4 separate regions of the Mus musculus genome follow, and all the other regions are linked to region 2. The links are chromatin loops, found by intact Hi-C in ENCODE. Cell type or tissue: heart. All regions are shown on one strand. Region 1 has its middle 11 kb from the start of Gm30310. Region 2 has its middle 2.9 kb from the start of Gm25805. Region 3 has its middle 3.9 kb from the start of Gm24579. Region 4 overlaps Gm5767 (predicted gene 5767).

Region 1 (5,000 bases), 100 kb before region 2:
TCAGAATCTGAACTCAAGGAAACAGGACAGACAGGACGGCCCACCTACAAGACCAGCACTCAGAAGGGCACTGGGGTCTCCAGGGCCAGCTGACTAGCCAGAGCAGCCCTATTGGCAAGCAAAGCCTGCCTCAACAAATAATTTGAAGAACAACTGAGGAAGACGGCTAAGGTCAACCCCAGGCCTCTCTCTCCACATGCACACACAAGTATCTGCCTCCCCCCACAAAGCCATACACAAATCGCTACAAAAGGAGCCCAAAAATCCAGCAGGAAAAGAAAGAAAAGAAACATTGTGACACTTGCTTTACATCCTGTACAGCTGTGGGTTGTGCTATGCCTGCTCAAAGACAAAGCATCGGGAAACATCACATTTAGAATTTTACTCTTAGACTCGAGAGTCTGCTACTTTTCTCAAGTAGAAATAGTTAAATTCTTCCCATCCCTGTGACAAGAAAGTCTGCAGAGTAAAGGAAAGGTGCCTCCCCACTCCACCCCACCACCACGCCCCCGCCCCGCCCCACCCTGTGTATCTCTTGGGGAGTGACATGAGGCCAGCTCAGAGCATTTGAGTCTCCCTCCCTGACTCACCATGGCCATGGCTGTAGCACTGCTGCCCTCTGCAGACACCCAGACACAGGAACCCAGAGGTAATTGGAGTAGTTCAGCCTACCATTATAGAAGCCAGTGAGCGTGAGTGATCTTTAACTGTCATCCAAAGAGCCAGCAATCTGAGAAGACAGTAGGTTAACATCCTAAAAGATCAGTCTTCCATCTTATCTCCAGCTGGCAGGTGACAGGGGCAGAAAGGAGACAAAGGCAATCACTGCAGAGCTCTGCCCTACCTCTGTGATTAGGGGTCAGACACATTGCTGAGCCTATCCTCATGACCTGTGTTGCTTCCGTTGTTGCCCCGAGAGTCTTCCCTCTTTCTGTGGGTTTTTAGGCTCAGGCATTTCTGGAAACACTGAGTCTAGTTGCTTCTGGCTGGTACCATCTTTATACTCCCCCAGGGGTATCTGGGCTGGGAGTGGTTAACTCAGAACAACCCAGCTATGGACAGAGGAAGGTCTCTAAGCTGTTGATAACTTGTGTGCGCAGATGCGGATCCCTTTTCGTAATATGGAATACAAGAGTGTCTCTATAACAGAGACTGTGAAAGTGCCCCTATCACAACCACAGCCACATCTGCACCAGGCCATGGGGATAAGTCTCTCTTCTACACTCTGCCCGGTATAACAAGGACAAGAGTGCACCAGGTGGATAGAGGAGGAGACACAAGTGGTGATCAGGCCTGATCCTGGAGATCAGAGAAGCACTTGGGATGGAAGGCTACCTGCTCTGGACGCTCTTAAGTACTGTCTCCCACAGTCCCTGCCCAGGCAGACCCTAGCATTCCCTGCATTCATCAGTACCAGCCGGTTCCTCTCATGCAGAGTACTGTGTGGGGTGTGGAGGATGGAATAAGAAAAGAAGAGGGATTCCCCCCCCCCAAAAAAAAGAAGAATGGCTGCACCTTATGGTGGCTGCCGTACTAATGCACTGTGGGCGTAAAAAGTGTCTACAGGGAGTGTCACACTTAGTCCGCTCCTATTTGTTACACTTTATTGTGATAAAACACCTGACAAGATAACACAAAGAAGGAAGGGGAGAGAGGGCTTATTTTGGTTTACAGTTTTGTCATCGAGAGGAAGTCATGGCAGCAGGAGGTGGTGCATCTGGTCACATGTCCACAGTCAGGACACAGAGAGATGATGCGGGTGCTCAGCTCACATTCTCCTTTTTAGTTGATCTGGGACTAGAACTGATGGAATGGCACCACTCATATTTAGGGTGGTTCTTCCCACCTCAATTTACCTAATCTAGGTAACCCCTCACATGCATATCCAGAAATCTGCTTATATGGTGATTCTGAGATACATCAAGTTGACAGTCAAGGTGTAGTGGCTGTTCCTGGTTGTCAACTATATTTGGAATGAACTACAATCCAGAATTGGAAGGCTCACCAGTGACCCTCATCTGGAGGCTGGGAGATAGAAGTTTCTGATCTGGATCTTGGTATGGAGATCTTGAGGCGTAGTGGCTATGGATTCCAGAAGACAGGGAGATCTCCGAGTTCAAGGTCATCTGGGATTAAAGGTGTGGTAGCACACACCTTTAATCTGGCCTACACCTTCTACTGGAGACCATATACTGACATTGGAAGAAGGGAGTCTTGCTCCTGCTCTTTCGCCTGCTTGCTGTGTGGGACCGAGCAACTGCTAGATCCTTCCATTCACAGCTGCTGCTGAACCATTGTTGCGAATTGGACTGCAAGTTGTAAGTCACCAATAAAGTCCTTTACTATATTGAGACTATCCATAAGTTCTGGGACTCTAGAGAACCCTGACTAATACACAAGGTAAACCATCAAGGTGAATTAGCTTAGGATTCTCTAAGTTAACCCTAGATTTAAGTAACTTCGCTCACTAATTTTTTTAGGCAGTCTCAAGGAGACCGGGCTAGCCTCAAATTCTATACATAGCCAAGGATTGCCTGGATTTCCTGATCTTCCTGCCTCCACTTCTCAAGGGCAGCTATAAAAGGCTCCAAACTTCAATTCAGTCCTACGTCGGTTGTACCCCTCTGCAGACCCAAGCCCCCTACAAGACTTTGTTCCACCAACCTCTGCCTTCACTAACCCATAAACTCTACAGAGGTCGAAGCAACACCCTGCCCTAAAATCTTCAGACACTGTACCACAAAGGGTCTTTCTAGTGCTAACCTACTCAGAGGCTTCTAGGAAACAGGTGATCCTCCAAGAGGTCATGCCTGTAACAGCAGGGATCCCCTGAGGCTGGAGACCAGTGATCTGGTGAAGTACAAGGATCAGAGGCTCTGAGGCCCAGTGGCCTCTAGATGGCAGTGTCCAGCCAGAAACAGGAGCAATCTGATAAACAGGGAACCCAGAAAAGGGGGTGGGCGGACACAAAAGAACCTGGGGCTGTTCAGAGACCCAAAGGCACTATCAGGGAACCAGTCAGCACCTACTAATGAGCCCCATGAAGAGAGGAAGAGGGTTTGAATCATCAGTAAGATACTATGGAGCATTTATTGAAACCCTGCTCACTGTCACTACTTGGAACACTTCCATGCCTCATGGGATGTTCTTCCATAGCATAAATGAACTGATGTGTTTAATTAGACCTTTGTTGAACGTATTTGGGCTCTTTCTTTCCACTTCTACATCAGGTGATACACACCTGATACCACTGCATAAAGACCAGCTTCCATCATTATTTCTTTGGAATGTCAGGGCAGAAATTAGATGACAGGATCAAAGGCTAAGGTCCACTTGTTTTCGTTTGGGTTTGTTGAGACAGGGTACCACTAGGGAAGCAAGAGCCACCCTCAGGCTGGCATGAACCACACCACCAGGCATATTTGTTGACTGCTCGATTGAAAACAGTCTCACGATACAGGGAGCTTCTCTGGCCTCGAATTCACAGCAACCTGTCACACCTCTCATTTCCAGGGGCTCTGCTTTTAAATTTCTAGTTCCCAACAAGATAGAGCAGAAACAGAAGTTGTCTGCTTATATTTCTAGTTCTAAACCCCATTCACACCCTGGCTTCACTGTGCAACACCACTTTTTCACTGATGGACAAGAATCAGTGTCTGTGGACCAGGAAAGTAGATTTCTCATTCTTTCATTGTGTGTGCATGTGTGCACACGTGTGCACAGGAGTTGGGGGGAGGGTGGTGCTGCCGTACCCATTGGGCTTTCACATGAGTTCTGAGGCCCATGGTTTGCTCACTAGACCATTTCTGTAGCCCCAAACTGGTCCTTGTCATAACTCCATTTCCCTGAGCTCATATTATGAATGGAACTTTACATTCATGCCATGTTTTAGAAAAATATTGTCTATTTCCTCTGTGTTTATAAATATGTACATACTGGGGCTGGAGAGGTGGCTCAGCAGTTAAGAGTACCAGATGTTCTTTCAGAGGACCCAAGTTCAATTCCCAGCACCCACATGGCAGCTCACAACCGTCTGTAGCTCCAGTTCCAGGGATCTGATGCTCTTTCCTCTCCTCGCCAAACATCAGGCACACACAGTACACAGACATAAGCACACTTACACACAGAAAGCAACACACACCAACCTTGAACTCCTCTACTTCCTAGGTAGGGATCACATGTATTTGACACTGCGGCAGGTTCTATGCAATGTTCCATACTGCTACCAAATGAGCAATATTCCCAGCCCTGTGAGTACTATTCTGAGTCCTGAGGTTGTTAAATTTATGTAAGCCTAAATATAACTTAAAATAGAAACCATAATTACAACTTACAGTCAAGAAAGCTGAGGCAGGAAGTTAACTAGGTTGGTTCAAGGTCACACAACTCATTAAATGCTGGAGTCAGGATTCAAATCCTGCAGTTTATCTCCAGAGACGGAATCTGAACATTGAGTCATGCACGTTTCATACTTCTGATCTGCATAATGTTGTTTTAACATTCTACATGAGGCTTCTATCTTGATGTGTATGAGTGTGCCCATTCATGAGTGGAGGGTAGGGATCAGAGAGCAGCTCTGATGTCAGCCCTCACCTTCTAACTTGTTTGAAATAGGGACTTTTTTTTTCTCTCTTGCATATATCCAGACTGCCTCAAGCTTCCAGGTCCTCTCAGTATTGACATGGAAACTTCTAGTTCTTTGGGAAGTTATGTCAAATGTTTTGCTGGGGCATCCTGCTAAAGCAAACACATGAAAGACTGTTTTCCTGAAGCAGCCACAGGTAAAAGGATGTTTGGATATAGCAACACATGAAAGGACCTGTGATGAGGGAGTATAAACGCCACAGACAGTGGGAGATGAGCACTGGGCTTTTGTTTGGTTTGCTCTGCCTCGCTATTCTTTGCTAAAGATTCACATGTATTGGCCTGCCTTACGCCTTACATGGTGTGCAGCCATTGAGAGAAACTGCTCATAAGGTTCCTGTGGTGGCTTGCTGCCT
Region 2 (5,000 bases):
GGCAAAATACCTAAATAACTTCATGGTGGTGGCGCCCGCCTTTACTCCAGCACTCGGGAGGGAGAGGCAGGCAGATTTCTGAGTTCGAGGCCAGCCTGGTCTACAAAGTGAGTTCCAGGACAGCCAGGGCTATACAGAGAAACCCTGTCTCAAAAAAACCAAAAACAAACAAAAAACCAAACAAACAAAAACACAAAATTAACTCCTTGGACAGAGAGTATGAAATGGGATGGGGTCTTTGTCCCTTGGAGGCAGTCAGTACTGGTTCCCATCCAAAAAAAGTACAGTCCCATCTGCCCTTGGTGGCTGCATTTTGAGCCCCAGAGCAGTCAGAGATGTGAGTAGAAGCATATTTAACAAGCACCTCTGTGAGCTTAGTTCTCGCCAGACCAAAAAGGATCCTGGCTTTGGCTTCTGATACATTTCCCAGGAGCCCCCTCTGCTGGACTGTCGTCACTTTCCAGCTCACAGCAGAGACGCAAAGATGTTATAAAGGGATGTGGCTGGAGTCAACAAAGGCATCCTACCTTCAAGCAGGTGCAGCATGCCCCCAATGAACACAATTGTGGGGCAGGGAGTGCGGGGTGGGGGGGAGAGGGAGTGGGAGAAAACCCCTGTCCCATCAGAGTTCTGATGCTCTGGGCGGGCGGACTCGGAAGGACTGTCTTTCCCCGCGCTTTCCCCACAGCCCCGCGTGGGTGTCTGGGTGTGAAGCCACTGGCCCCAGCTCGGCGGGTGGTGGACAAGGGGTAGTCCTAGGCACCAGGTTCTCAGCCATCGGACCTGGTGCTGAAGGAAGGAGAGGGCCGGGGGAGAGGGAGGCGCTGGGTGGTTCCCACGTGGGTAAGAGACCTTGGTCTGGTCAGTGGCTGGAGCGCAGGAAGGCCTTCTAACGGGAGGTTAGATGCGGCTGGTTATGGGAAAGCCTATCCCATTGTTGAAGCATAGTGGGCCTTGATGAGCAGAGACAGTCTCCGAGCTTTGTTGTAGGAAGGTAGGGAGAAAGAAGGTAGAAAGAGGGAGGCTGTCCATGGCCGCGTGGAGGGGGGTGGGGGGGAGGGAGAGAGAGGAGGGCTAGAGATGAGAGTAAGGATGGTGAGAGCTTAAAGAGTGAGGAGGGGCCAAGCAGCTCCTTTTATAGTGGGCTAGGCTATCTTGCTGTTGCCAGGTAACTGGGGGTGGAGTCTAGCCAGAATGCCAGGAGCTTGGGACTTTGCCTGACTTATAGACACAGAATCATGGAGTTGGGGACTCTGTGGTGTCAGGCACCTGACTCTGGGAACGTGGCTCGCTTTTCCGTCTCTTGTAGAGTTTTCTACTGGGTTGCCGGAGCAAGCCTCATTCAACCAAAATAGACTGCCTATCGTGGCCTCCCCCTCCCCTCCCCTCCCCTCCCCTCTCTCTCTCTCTCTCTCTCTCTCTCTCTCTCTCTTCTCTCTGTTATTTGAGACTAGAGAGATGGCTCAGTAGGAACGCCTGCTTCTTTCCCAGAGGACCTGGATTTGGTTTCCAGCACCCACAGCAGGTGGCTTGCATCCCCAATTCTAAAGAATTAGAATTAGAGTCTTCTTTGGGACTTTCACACATGTGCTGTACATAAACTCATGTAGACACATACTTATGTAAAAATGAACACATAAATGCCTAAGAAAGATGGGTTTACTTTCTTCTCTGTGACTGCCTGTTTGCCTGTACACGTGCTTTTTCGGTTTTTGTTTGTTTGTTTTTGGTTTTTCGAGACAGGGTTTCTCTGTATAGCCCTGGCTGTCTTGGAACTCACTTTGAAGACCAGAGCATGTTGGATCCCTTGGAACTGGAGTTGTAGAGGGCTCTGAGCCAGAACTGAACTGTAGCAAATGCTCTTAACCCATCTCTTCAGAACCCCGTTTTTCTTTTACTCTTCCCTACCCTGCTCCCCAGACAGGGTCTCAGTATGTAGCTCTGACTATCCTTGAACTCACCGTAGAACTCACAGAGATCCTCCAGAGCACTAAGACTAAAGGCATGAGCCACTACACCTGGCTCCCCTTTCTTTTTTTAATTGTGTGGGGAGGGAGTGTACAGCGGTGATCCCCTTGCTTCAGTTTCTCAGGTAGCTGAGACTAAATGTGCATCATTCTTTGGAATGAGGTGCCTGACCGGAGCTTTCCCCATTCCTCAGCTTTCTATTTTTTTTTTTTCTCCAAGATTTATTTATTATATGTAAGTACACTGTAGCTGTCCTCAGATACTCCAGAAGAGGGCATCAGATTTCATTACGGATGGTTGTGAGCCACCATGTGGTTGCTGGGATTTGAACTCGGGACCTTCGGAAGAGCAGTCGGCACTCTTAACCACTGAGCCATCTCGCTAGCCCTCAGCTTTCTATTTTTACCCGGTAATGTCCAAGTGTAAGAGACCATCATACCTCATCTCCCTGAGCTAGTCCTTCCTCCAAGTGACCACTAGAGGGCACAGGGACTGTGAGCTGAGGCTGAGCTTCGGGCCAACCCCGGGGGCAGGTGCCAGACAGAGTACTGAGCTTTCAGAAATAGAGCAGAGAAGGCCCTGCCTTATTGAACCCTAGGGAAACCAGGTCTGCAGGTAATTTTCCCTACGTCCCAGCGCTTCATGACCTTTAAGACAGGCAGTTGTCTGGGTGCATGCACACGTGGAAGTTCAGGGGGACCAGAAAAGCACCCAGGGTTCTGCAGTCCCTAGCCTTGACCCCAAAAGGCAGCTTGAAACCTCAGGGTCCTTTTCCAGACAGCCTGGCTGTATCTGAAAGCCCACAGGTAGGTACATTACAGGCTAGAATAACATTGTAATGTATCAGGCCGAGCTTCCTGAACAAGTTGGGTTTCCATTTACTGTAAACAATCCTGCTTGTCCAGTGAGCCACAGGCTGAAAGGAGGAAGAGGAACAGGCGTGCTGTGAGTGCTCAGCAACTGGATGAGGCTCAGTGGCAGCCTGGCTGTAGCTGGAACAGACAGGGCCTCCCAGAGAAGCCTGTGGGGAGCCTGTTTAGAGGTTGCCCCGTAAATACCAAGGGACTACAGACCTGGGCTAGGATCCAGCTCCATCTACCTGCACTCTAGTCACTCCGCTCCCAGGCTTCAACATATTTCATCTTGGACATGGGCATGCAGCTCAATGGGTAGGGCACTTGCATAGCACACAGGAAACCCTGGGCTCTCTCCTCAACACCACAGGAACTGTACATTGGGGTACATACCTGTAATCCCAGTACCTGGAAGGTGGAGCTCAAGGTCAACTGGATCCAATGAGACCCTGCCTCATAAGGGGTGGGGGGGGACTTGGCAGCAGAAAAAAGACAGCTCCTCCTGCCCTGTTGCCCTTAGCTCTACTCCCTCAGACTGCCCTCTGAACTGGTCCATTTGCACACTACAACGTGTGCTTGAGCCCACGCACACAATCAGTAGGCAGTTGTGTGGTCCCTGCCTATAATCTTTGGTCTGCAGATATAGGAGGCAGAGGCAGAAGGACCAGAAATTCAATGTCACCCTAAGGAACACAGTGAGTGTGAGGCCAGCCTAGGCTACAAGAGACCCTGCCTGACGCAAAGGAACAAATATGTGAAGAAACAAATGGAAGACGAGTCTGTGATGGGCTGGCAAGTGGGCTCCACAGCAAAGACCCCTGCCCTCATGCATGACAGCATGTGTCCAGTCCCCAGGGCCCACGGTGCAGGGAGAGAGCTGGCTCCCACAAATTGCCCTCAGACTCCACAGTTGTATAAATAAGTAAATAAAATATAAGTTTAAAATATTAAAGATAAGCCTGTTTGCTTCCAGCTGGGTTTCCTGAGCTTCAGGCAGCAGCGGGATGAAGGGAGGTGAGTGTGCCCAGAATGTAATTCATTTTAAAGTCTTAGCATAAGGAAGTGGGTGGCAGTGCAGTGGAAAAGCAAACCAGAAAAAGGAAACCAAAAAATGAACGACGTAGAAAAACAATGACAGCGGCTTCTCCTTCCTCCTCTTCCTCTCTTCTTCCTCCTCTTCTTCCTTGCTATGCTCCAAGGTCCAAGGCCTAGAGTCAAATGTCTGTTTGCATTGTTTTTGGACGTAAGGCGCAGTTCCGTAGCCCAGGCTTGGAACTCTGGATCCTCCTGCCTCTCCTACTGTGTTACGGGTGGGGTGTGTGCTACCACACCCTGAGGAGTCTCAGATGCCAACAGGAGATGGCTGACTATGCAAAGTAATAGATATTCACTGAGCTCCAGTTTGCATATAGAATAGCGGCATTTACAACTATAGCCTCATTGGCTGAGTGACCTGAAACTGGTCACTTACATCTTCTGTGCCTTGGTTTCTCCTCTTGTTAATAAGGGATAACAGTAACTATGAAAGAATGAATGTTAGCAGCTATCCTGGTACTCTGGAGGCTGGGTCAGGAGGTTGCCTGGAGGCCGGCCTGGGTTTCACAGTAGTTTCAGGCCAGCCTAGTCAACTAAGCAAGATCCTGTCAAATCAAAACCTGACCCAGAGAAGCAAGAAGGAAGGGGCTGGAGAAATGGTGCAGCAGTTAACAGCACTTGCTGTTCCTCTTAAGGAAGGACCTAAGTTCAGTTCCCAGGAGCCACTCCAGGAAGCTCACGACCACGTGTAACCCCCGCCCCAGGGCTCTCAGCCCCAATTCTAAACCATGGGATTACGTTTTTTGGTTTTTTTGCTTTTTGTTTTTCGAGACAGGGTTTCTCTGTATAGCCCTGGCTGTCCTGGAACTCACTTTGTAGACCAGGCTGGCCTTGAACTCAGAAATCCTCCTGCCTCTGCCTCCCGAGTGCTGGGATTAAAGGCATGAGCCACCACTGCCTGGCGATTTTATTTTTTATTTATTTATTTTTTTAAGAAGGAAGGAAGGAGAGGAAGAGGAGGGACAAAAGAGCCAGTGAGGTAACTCAGTGGGTTAAAGCACTCACCGAGGACTGAGTGACATTAGTCCCTGGAACACACAGAAAGGTGGAGACGGACAATCAACTTTGGAAAGTTGCCCTCTG
Region 3 (5,000 bases), 360 kb after region 2:
TTGTGAGAAGATGCTGGGTGGATCAGAGAGGTGGGATAACGTGTGCAAAGGTGCACAGAGACACGGGCATGCTTGGCTCTTCAAGAGTCACCCTGTCACGGTGGTGGCACACGCCTTTAATCCCAGCACTTGGGAGGCAGAGGCAGGCGGATTTCTGAGTTCGAGGCCAGCCTGGTCTACAGAGTGAGTTCCAGGACAGCCAGGGCTACACAGAGAAACCCTGTCTCGAAAAACCAAAAAAAAAAAAAAAAAAAAAAAAAAGAAAAGAAAAGAAAAGAAAAGAAGAGTCACCCTGTCTGCCAGCACAGCGTCCCAGGGTCCTGTGGGGTCCTTCTACCTCAGATGCTACCTTAAGCTTCACACAACCTGGACCCAGACAGGAGGACACAGTGGGTAGCACCAGGGAGAAGTCAGAGCTCTGGGGTCCCAGCACCAAGGAGGGAAGGTTTCCTGAGTGAGTCACTCCAGCCAGTGTGTGTGAATAGAGGGGGTCGGTGAGAGTAGAGTGCAGGGAGAAGTGGAGGGAGGGGTTAAAGAAGGAAGTGGAGGGGGTAGGAAAGAAGGGATGGAGGGGGGAACAGAGAGTGGAGGAGGAGGGGAGTGGAGGTGAAGAAGGGCATGTGGGAGGGTTGGGGTGGAGGTGGAGGAGAGGGAAGTGAGAGAGGGGAGTTGGGGTGGAGGAGGGAAGTGGAGGATTTGGGAAGAGTACTGCCTAATTCTCCATAGGAAAGGTTTTCTGGTACAAGGAGTTTCTGGGCTAGGGGCTCACTTTGGAAATGTTAACAGATGTATCTCAGAGGCTAGAGACCCCCTGGACCACTCAGCTGGGCAGTGTTGGTCCTCTGTACTTCTCCAGGGGTGTCGGGAGGCCCCCAGAGGAAGAGGGGCAGGCACAACCAGTACGAACATCCCTCGAAACCACAGTTTCATCCTCAGATGCTCACCTCTGTGTCTGTGCCCAGCTTGAAGGCCAGATGTCAGCCCTCGCCCAGCCTAGTGTGGAGCTTGGCAGTACTCAGCAGGAGTCACTGGGGACTGCAGCCCAGGATGGGAGGTGGGGATCCTTGGGCTGAAGGAACTGCAGGAGCTGCCAGTGCGTCAGTGGGTTTCACGGCCATTGGTGCGTGTTATTAGATGACAACACTGTTCTCAGCATCATGACATCATACCTTCACAATGTCACCATCCTCGCAGGACATTGTCATCAAATGACACCACTATAGTCACCAATGACATCATAGCCTTTCTGTGACACCAACATCCTAAGGACTGTCTTAGTTACTTTTCTATTGCTGTGACCAAACGCTACGACCATTTTAAAGTCGGGACTCACAGGCTCAGAGAGTTAGAGTTTGTGACCATCATGGCAGGCAGGCAGGCAGGCAGGCAGGCAGGCAGGCAGGCAGGCAGGCAGGCAGGCAGGCAGACGGGCGGGCGGGCGGGCAGGCAGGCAGACATAGCACTGGGGCAGTAGCTGAGTGCTTACATCTTTACCCAATAGTAGGAGGCAGAGAGCTAACAGGAAGTGGATGGGTTTTTGAAACCTCAAAGTCCATCCCTAATGACACACCTCCTCCAACACCTCCTAATCCTTCCCAAACAGTCCCATCAGCTGAGGATCAAATATTCAAACCTGTGAGTCTACAGTGGTCATTCAAACAACCCCAATGACACTGTCATCTCCCTGACATCACTGTCACTCTCAGAATGACATCCACTTTATCAGAGCATTATAATCCTCAGCCATGACATCTTCATCCTTACATCTTTTTCAACATGACACCATGGTTACCATGCCATCATTTGATATCATCATCATCTCCATCATGACATTATCTTCACAGCTGATGCTCAGTGAGTATTTACTACACATTCCGGCACACTCCACTTTGTCAGTCAGTCAATAAACACTGAAAAGAATGAGGGTTAACGACTGTAGGATGAGCCGTGATTGCTTAGCTGACATGTTGAGGAGAGAGCCATGGGAAACATGTAGTCCTATGGGGATAGATCCATCAGTATATAGATGAGGAAACCGAGGCACAGGCAGCCTATGATGACTGTCCCAGATGCACAAAAGGGAAGGGTTGCAAGGGGAATCAAACTCAACTGGGAAAACAAATCAATGCTTTCCTGCCAGCACCTGCACCACCCACTTCTCTGTCCCTCGACCTAGGACTTGGGACATCGTCTGTTTATTCAGGAGTAGTGTAAACACAGCATCTAGGCAGGCCCCACCAGCCGACAAACTGCGTTAGAGACTGGCAGCAGTCCAGGAGCAGCAGTTTGTGGCGATGGTTATCAGAAGGACGGTCTTTGCTGCCATCTGCTGGTCACATAATAGAAATGTGCTGGAGGAACAAATAAAGGGGCTAAGGAAAGTTGTTAAAACCTCTGAGTTTTCCCAGACAAAGCAGACCTTCTAGAGACCACTTAGTCCTTATGATTGGTGTCCCAACTGGAGGTTGATAGTAGAGGCTGAAGATAATATCTTCCTGGACGTTTGAGGCAGAGAAACCTCCTGAGTGAACAGAAAGGAATAATAATAACCCAAGCAGTGTGCAGCCAAGAAGCCAACAGCATCAAAGAGGAGAGATTCATTCATTTGTTCACTGGTTATAGTCATCTAATATGGGTGTGAAGCCTGGGGACACATTGGTGGGTGGTGGGTTTGTCAACTTGACCTGGGAAGAGTGTCTTAGTGAGGGGTTGTCTGGATCAGGTTCTTGTGACTCCTTTGTTAATGGGGGAAGACCCAGCTCCAAATTGGGCTGTATTCGAGTAGAGAAATTGAGCTGAGCTCAAACCTGCATGAGTTCATTGCTTTCTGTTCTTGACTGGTTATAATGCTTCCGGTTCCCACTTTGATCTCCCGGCAGCGATGGAACTGGAAAGGCAATGGAAAGAGTCAGGTGGTGGGAAGGGCCCGTACCCTGTCACAGGAAAACAGACAATGAGCACGGTCCAGGAACACACAGTAGTCAGGCTGTGCATAAAGTCAGAACGATGAAAGGCAGCGATGAGGTTACCTACCGGGAGAGACATTTCTTCCAGCAGGTGACTGCATAAGGAGGCAGCAGACCAGGCAGGTGGCTGCAAGAGAAAAGGTCCTGCTGTGGGGACAAGGTGGCTTGTTTGAGGCAATGAAGGGGGAGTGGTCAGAGAGACGTGGTGGGGAGAGAGAAGGGGCACAGGCTATGCTCCTGGCCAGAGGAGAGGGCATTCAATGGGGGCAGGATTCTGCTGATATCCCATTCTGCTCGATTCTGTCCTATTCTCATTCCATCTGGATCTGAGAGCCTGTGGATGTTTGTGGCAGGCAGGTCCTGGGTCTGTCCTCAGCTTCTCTCCACTGCTGTCATCTAACATCTTCACAGAAAGGCACCGAACTCTCAATACTGGGGCCTCAATGGTACCCAGTGGAATAAAAGTTGTAAAACAAAATTTTCAACTTTTTATTGGTTCTTTGTGACTTCAATCGTGCACCCCACCCCCACTCATCTCCTGCTCCCCTCATGCCCACCCTACACCCTTGCAACCTCCCCACCAACAGGGAAAAACAGATCTCATGGTGGAGTTGTACTGTGTCACAGTGTGCCCCACAGTATACCCTTTTGTCCACACTTCTCTGCTTTCAATGCCATCGCAATGACTCCCTGGTCTGGTGTGAGGGCTCTGGCTTCTGCTGCTCTATCGGTACTGGATCCCCATGGACTCCTCTTGGATATCCTCTTGTTGCTCTGTGTCATGGAGATCCCGTGGTTTTGGATCTGTGGAACCTGCCCCTTCATGTACTCCAGCAGTTTGTCAAAAGGCCCCATCCACTGGGTGGACCAGTGTCTGAGCCCAAGAGGTACATGAGCTTGCCAGCGCCTTTGGTCTCCTGCTTTGGGAGCTGGTTCATCTGCAACTCCAGCAACCAGGGCCGGCTCTACCCTGCTGCCCAGGTGAGATGAAGGGCCTGCTCTCCTGAGTACTGCAGCTGCTGAGGGACAGGGACAATTCTCTCAACCTCATGATCCCAGGACCAGATCTTCTGCCTGCAATAGGTGGTGAGGGATGACGGAGGGGAGGGAGCATCTCTCTCTCATCAGCACCACCTCCCAGAAGGCAAGAAACAGAGAGGGCTCTCCTGCACTCACACCCTCAGGGCCAGCTCACCTGCAAACCCTGCATCCAGGGCACGCTCTATTGTGATGCCTAGGCAAGGTTCAGGGCCCACTCTCATGAGTACAAGGGGCAGGGCCAGCTCTCCTGCCTGCCACAGGTGGTAAGGGGCAAGGAGAGGGGAGGATGTCTGTTCCCTCACTCATGATGCTACATGGCAGACAAATTGCAGGGCCAGCTCTCCCGTGCTCACACCCTCAGGGCTGGTTCACCTGTGTGCCCACCATCAGGTTCAGCTGGACTGGGCTGCCCAGTGAGGTGCAGGGCCTGCTGTCCTGAGTGCTGTAGCAGGTGAGGTGGCAGGGACAGCTCTCCTGCTCTCATGACCCCATCATGGTCAGGTCTCCCATGTTTATACTCCTGAGGCTGGCTTACCTGTGGCTCCTGCAATGTGCAGTCGCTCACCTTAAGTACTGAGGGCGCGGTCAGCTCTCCTGTTCCCAGGGCTAGCTCTCCCACAATGTCCAGGTGAGGGGTGGGGACAGTTCTGCAAAGCCCTCAGACATTAATAAGCTCTCTGGTGGCAGACCAGACCAGACCAGAGGTGTCTGCCTGGCCTTTGGTGGTAACAGACCCCTGCTGCTGTAAGGCCATGGACCCAGATGTGGCCTCCAGTGGCAGCACAGGCCAGGATGCCACCATGGTCTTAGGTGGCATCTCTGGCTATTAACTTCACGCTGTCCCTCTCTACCCTCCAGGCTCCTGTTCTGCCTCTCCTCATTGTACATACATCCTTCTGTTTACCTTTCTCTGTGGTCCCTGGTTGAGCTAAGGCTAGAAGCCTGGGAGACCCTGAGGGGACCGTGGGAGCTTTGCCCGCTCTCAAGCACTAG
Region 4 (5,000 bases), 83 kb after region 2:
TAAGTATTACTAAAATGTGAGAAACGGTTGTCTTCCAGCCTGCTCACTGAATCCCCTGAGGATGCCGTCGGGTCCCTTTGCTCTGTGACGTGGGTGTTGATGTAGGGGGAGTGTGACTTCAGTGAGGGCTTGCAGCCTTGGTGGCTATGTGATTCTGCTCAGGGCATGAAGCTGGAATGGTTGTGCATACCAAAGTGGAAACAGGGTGATGAGTTCAAAGCCATTCCTGGCTACGCATCAGGGTCTGGGATGCCTGAGACCCAAGCTTGAAAACCATGGGTCATTGGCCTCTGTGGTTTTCTTCAACACTAAAACTCCCTGTGGCTCCTCTGAGGCCATTCCCCCTTTAGCAGAGCCTTGATTGAGCCAACTGTCCCTGTGACCAAGCACATCTGGCAAGGAGGAATACCATATTGCTTTCCAGCTGTTTGTTAGGGTAAATGTGCAGTTACATTGATGAAGCCTGGCAGGGTGGTGATCCCAGCCACCGATGAGACTAGTCTGGGCTACATAGTACAAACCCTCTCTCAGAGTAAAACCCAAGTCTGGTTGTGCCACATGGGGAATAGGTACAGCCCTTCCTGGAATGGATGTCTGTGGAAGCTGATGAGGGACAGAGGTCAGGTGCTTTTGTAGGAATTGGGGCTGTCTTCATGTGTGGGGCCCTCAGCATGTTGTCCCTGTCCCAACCCTGTGCTATCAGACAGTAGCTGCCCCCATGGCAGAGTGCCTTGTGTCCACTCTCTACTTCAACTTCTGGCTGCCTGTGGCCAAGCACCAGGAATGGGGCTCAGTTCCTAAGGGAAGGGACAGTCACTTTAATCTGTTGCACATAGTCAGAGCCAAAGTCCAATGTCCTCATTGGCACTCAGTTTGATCCTAGGGACTGCTGAGATGCAGTTCTTACAACCTGCTGGCTTGAAGGAGCTCCAGGGGACTTCATTTCCCAGGTAGGCAAAAAGCTCCATCAGGACCAAATCTCCTTGTGTCCTTCAGTTTTACTGTTGGTGGACATGGGTGGTTGTGAATGAGACCTGCAAGCTGGGACCCTCTGCTTTGAGATCATTCTGAGGGCAAAACTTGGGTATGATAGTCTCTGTCCCTCCCTGCCAGGGGTCACTGGCCCATGTTAGGTTATGTGCCTGGTCTGGCTGAATGGCAGGGCTAGATGGCAGGTCCCAGCTTGTACCTTCAACATGTTTGGAAACCAGACTCCAAAAGGCCTCACGGTCTCTGAGGTGAGCTCACATGTCCTTTCCTGCCAACCAGGATACTGGGCTCTTGGATGTTCTAGCTCAGTTTTCCAGGCTTGGGCTTGCAGTAGGAGGAGGTGAGGGGGTTGGGAAGGCACCTTTAGGTTCGTCGAGGCTGAGGGGTAGTGTTAGCCTTCCAGCTAAGTGGCGTGCACAGTGCTAAGGGCGCATTAAAGCTGTCCGACTTCTCTCCCTGGCCCTAGCTCACTGTCCCCAGACCAGCTGCAGGGCAGATTTCCAAGGTGGACCTGCTGGGCAGGGCTGGCAGCAGTAGGCTGGGAGTGGGCACAGAGGCCTGCCATGGTGGCTGCTGATAGCACAGCCATGGCACGCCACACCCACCTGTCCACTCCAGTGATAAGGCTGTCACAGAGGGTGGGGTGACCGTAATCAGCACCGTCCTTTTAAGCTCACACGGATGCCGAGTAAAGCAGGACCTTCAGGCAGCTGCAGCACTGTGGGTTTCTTCCACTTTCTATGATATGGGCAAGCCTGGGGTCTGTGGGGAGGGGGGGCTCACGGCCTAGGCACTGTGGAGTTGAAAACTGAGACACTCTTGTCCAGGAATACAAGTCAAAGCCCAACATGTTGCATGGGGGACAGAGAGGGACCTGAACAGGGAAGGGAGCTTTCAGGTGAGCTTGGAAGGGTCATCCAAGGCTTGCTTTCTGTCTGAGGCCCACGCTGACTTGGCATGATAGTGTGATCTTGTATCAGGTCTATTTCTATGCTACTAAGGTTCGAAGTTCTGAAGTCCAGTTTCCCAGTATTCCCTCCATTGCAGGTGGTAGACAGGCTTGGGGGTGAGGGAACCCCTCAGGTCTGGAGAGCTGCCTGCTTTGGGCAGTGTGCCTCGCCCGACTTTCAGGCTTCTAGCAATCTCAGCCTGGAATGCTTGCTAGCCCACCCACAATGCAACTACCCACTCATCTACAGCTTTTATATCAAACTAATACAGGGAGGCAGACTTGAGTTTCTGGCTGCCCATGCATTCAGTCACCAGACCGCCTAGGCCTGGATTTCTACCTCTGTCAACTGGTGCAATGCTACCTCCCTGTGGTGAGTATGGGTATTACAGGGAACCCAGCACAGATCAGTGGCCCATGTACCTCATGTGCCTGTCATTTCCCATGTCCCCCTTTCTCTTATTCAGATAATTTACTCGTTTCTTCACCCTTTCTACTCATATAGTGATAGCTACACCAATATAGTTGGTTTTTTCAAAATTAAATGGAGCTCCAGTGTGGTAGTTCACACTTGTCAAAACAGCGGTCAAGAGGCTGAGTCAGGAGAGGATGGTGAGTGCCAGGCCTGCCTGAGATACATAGTAAGCTCAAGGCCAGCCTGGGCAATTTAGTGAAGTCCCTGCTACAAAATGAAAAGGAGGGTTTGGGATGTAGAGTGCTTGCCTGTCATACGAAGCCCCTGCTTCAATTCTCAGCATTGCAAAGACAAAAATCCAATCGTTCTGAAACTGGATTTCCCTGTCCCTCCTTCCTGATCTTGCCCCTAATGCTCATCCTACCCAGAAGTCTCACCCACGGGCCAGTTTGAGGTCTTTTAACAACCACTTCCTTCCTGTTGGCTTCTTTGCACCGTGACCTTGGGAAGGAGTCCACCCCAGGAGAGGACTCAGCAGGACCCCTTCCTCCCTCCCCAACTTCTCTTGTAGCCTCTCCCTAAACTTCTGTTAGATCTTAGGGGTGTCAGGCTCATGAGTCTTCCTGGAAAAAGCACTGAAGGGATGGGCTATTCTGGGGTGCATAGAGAGGGTGCTGCCTGGGTGGGGTCCGGAGGGAGGTAGCAAGCACTGCACATGGCTCCAGGTCAGCTCATTGAAAGAGTATGATCTGTGAGTTCCAGGGCAGCAACTGTTGCTGTGATAAACTACTCTGGTAAGAAGAATGGAAGGGAGAAAGGGTCATTTTAGCTCCCAGGCATCAGCTTGAAAGTCACCTGATACCCACAATCAGGAAGCAGAGATGGATAACTGCGTGCTGCAGCCCAGCTCTCTTTTTTTTTTCACTTAACCAGTCCGGGATCCCAGCCAGGGAATGGTGCTGTGCACAGCGGGCAGGTCCTCCTGCCTCCATAAATATGATCACACCTCCTCCACCACGCCAGGCAAGGCACCTTGCCTAGACAGGTCTGGATCTGGACAACAGCAGCAACAGATTTTTCTTTCTTTTTTTTTTTTAAAGGGCCAGGCATTTACTATGTAACTAAGGCTGGCAATCCCCACCTCAGGCTCCCAAAGAAGTATTGAATTCTTGTCCATATTAACTGCATCATTAACTGTCTGTTAGCCACAGGTGAGGCTGGTGAGGGCGCAGCAGAGTGTGGGGCAGGTGGAGGGGAAGAGACTGGGCGAATAGAAAGGCAGGCTGCACTGGAGACCCTCCCCATACACCCACTCCTGCAGGAGAGGGCTCTCGAGACCCGGTGAGGTCCCCCCATTTGTCTGTGTGTCTGCACATACGTGGGTGCACCTGTGTAGGTGTGCATGTACATAAGTGCACAGTCATGTGGAGGCCCAAGGTTGATGTACAGGATCATCTTACTCATGTAGGCAAGGTCCCTCAAACCCAGAGCTTGCTCACATGGCTAGTCTCACTAGCCAAAGCTTGCTCTGGGAGCCTCTTTCTGGGACTTGGAAGGCTGGGATTACATGTGTGCTGCCCGCCCAGCCAGCACTTGTGTGTGTTCTGGGGATCTAGGCTCTGGTCCTCACTTTTGTGAGGCAACTCCTCTTAATTACAGGGCCATCTTTCCATGCCAACGCAAGGGCTTTGTCGGCTGCCCGGGGCATCCAGGGGAAAAGGCCGAGGGGCTGCTGGAGAGGACAGAAGCCTAGGGAGGTGGCCAAAGGAAGCTCAAGCAAGCCTGGGGACAAAGCAGGCTGAGGAAAGCTGCTAGTGGGTGGCCAGAGGACATCTGCAGCCCTCGGGGCTAAGGATCCCAGACTGCAGAGACCCACGGTGAGGAAAGGACCACGCTCTCTTGGCACTGCGGTTAGGGCACTGGTCCCTGAGGGAGCGGGTGTGAACCTGGATGTGGGTTGGGGGATTATACAGATGAGGTGTGGCTAACAGGTTTTCCCAAAGGAGCAGAAGCTGGAGCTGATAGGAAGAGGCTAGGAAAGAGGTGGCTTGGCTGGTGGAGCTGTGGCATCTATAATCAGTTAGAGGAGTCTTGTGCTCCAGCCCTCCTGAGGAAGATACCAACTAGCACATGTTGTGACCCAAGCTTACGTAGGTACCATCTATGGTACATGGACAGAACAGAGGAGAGTGGAGGGTGTTTACCATACTCTTGATGAATGGGTATATGGGGGGCGGGCACACATACACATGCATGCATACGTGCATACATATACACACATACATGAACACACATACATGGACATATAAACGCATATATGCACATGCACTCATACACACATATACACCCTGATGTTGCTTTATTGCTGTTTATAGTCATAATCCCAGGCGATGGAAGTAGTAGATCTGGTGATGGCACATGGGGCAGGAGTGGGTCACATCCATGGTGCTCCGTATGCAGAAGGGGATGAGACAGCAGCCCAGGAAGCACCTGCAGCCTCAGAAGCAGTGTGTGTTCACCTGAGTAGGTCCCTGTGCTGACCTGCACCCTCGTCACACTTCTGCGTGGGTCTCAGTTCTTTGGGGGCAGTTCTCCAGAGCTGGGCTGAGAGCTATACTGAGCCCTCTGTTTCTTGGCAGTAGCAGT

Evidence for each region. A loop is a pair of places that touch in the nucleus more often than their neighbours do. Peaks named below come from ENCODE experiments on the same cell type or tissue, not always from the same donor. Only the 100,000 strongest peaks of a DNase experiment are listed, where the experiment ranks them.
Region 1: it touches region 2 in a loop (7-fold over the local background); 3 of 42 quality-filtered maps call a loop at or near these places.
Region 3: it touches region 2 in a loop (4-fold over the local background); 9 of 42 quality-filtered maps call a loop at or near these places.
Region 4: a loop joins it to region 2, with 7 times the contacts of the local background. A loop is called at or near these places in 24 of 42 quality-filtered maps.

The regions. Positions count from the first base shown.
Region 1 is chr16:8,867,811-8,872,810 of GRCm38, reverse strand. No RefSeq gene overlaps it. Among named protein-coding and RNA genes, the nearest start is that of Gm30310, 11 kb to the left of the region's middle. In heart, a CTCF peak has its summit at 2,892 (motif pointing right); a DNase peak (open chromatin) is centred at 2,880.
Region 2 is chr16:8,766,713-8,771,712 of GRCm38, reverse strand. No RefSeq gene overlaps it. Among named protein-coding and RNA genes, the nearest start is that of Gm25805, 2.9 kb to the right of the region's middle. In heart, CTCF peaks have their summits at 454 (motif pointing left), 2,239 (motif pointing right) and 2,444 (motif pointing right); a DNase peak (open chromatin) is centred at 2,442; H3K27ac peaks cover 778 bases.
Region 3 is chr16:8,404,187-8,409,186 of GRCm38, reverse strand. No RefSeq gene overlaps it. Among named protein-coding and RNA genes, the nearest start is that of Gm24579, 3.9 kb to the right of the region's middle. In heart, a CTCF peak has its summit at 2,328 (motif pointing left); no DNase peak of the experiment used is centred here; H3K4me3 peaks cover 91 bases; H3K27me3 peaks cover 1,944 bases.
Region 4 is chr16:8,683,602-8,688,601 of GRCm38, reverse strand. It overlaps Gm5767 (predicted gene 5767), which reads right to left. Exons shown (of 4, transcript NM_001324517.1): 4 at 4,697-4,844. The coding sequence ends at 4,730. Among named protein-coding and RNA genes, the nearest start is that of Gm5767, 5.3 kb to the right of the region's middle. In heart, a CTCF peak has its summit at 2,318; DNase peaks (open chromatin) are centred at 1,651 and 2,291; H3K27ac peaks cover 1,372 bases.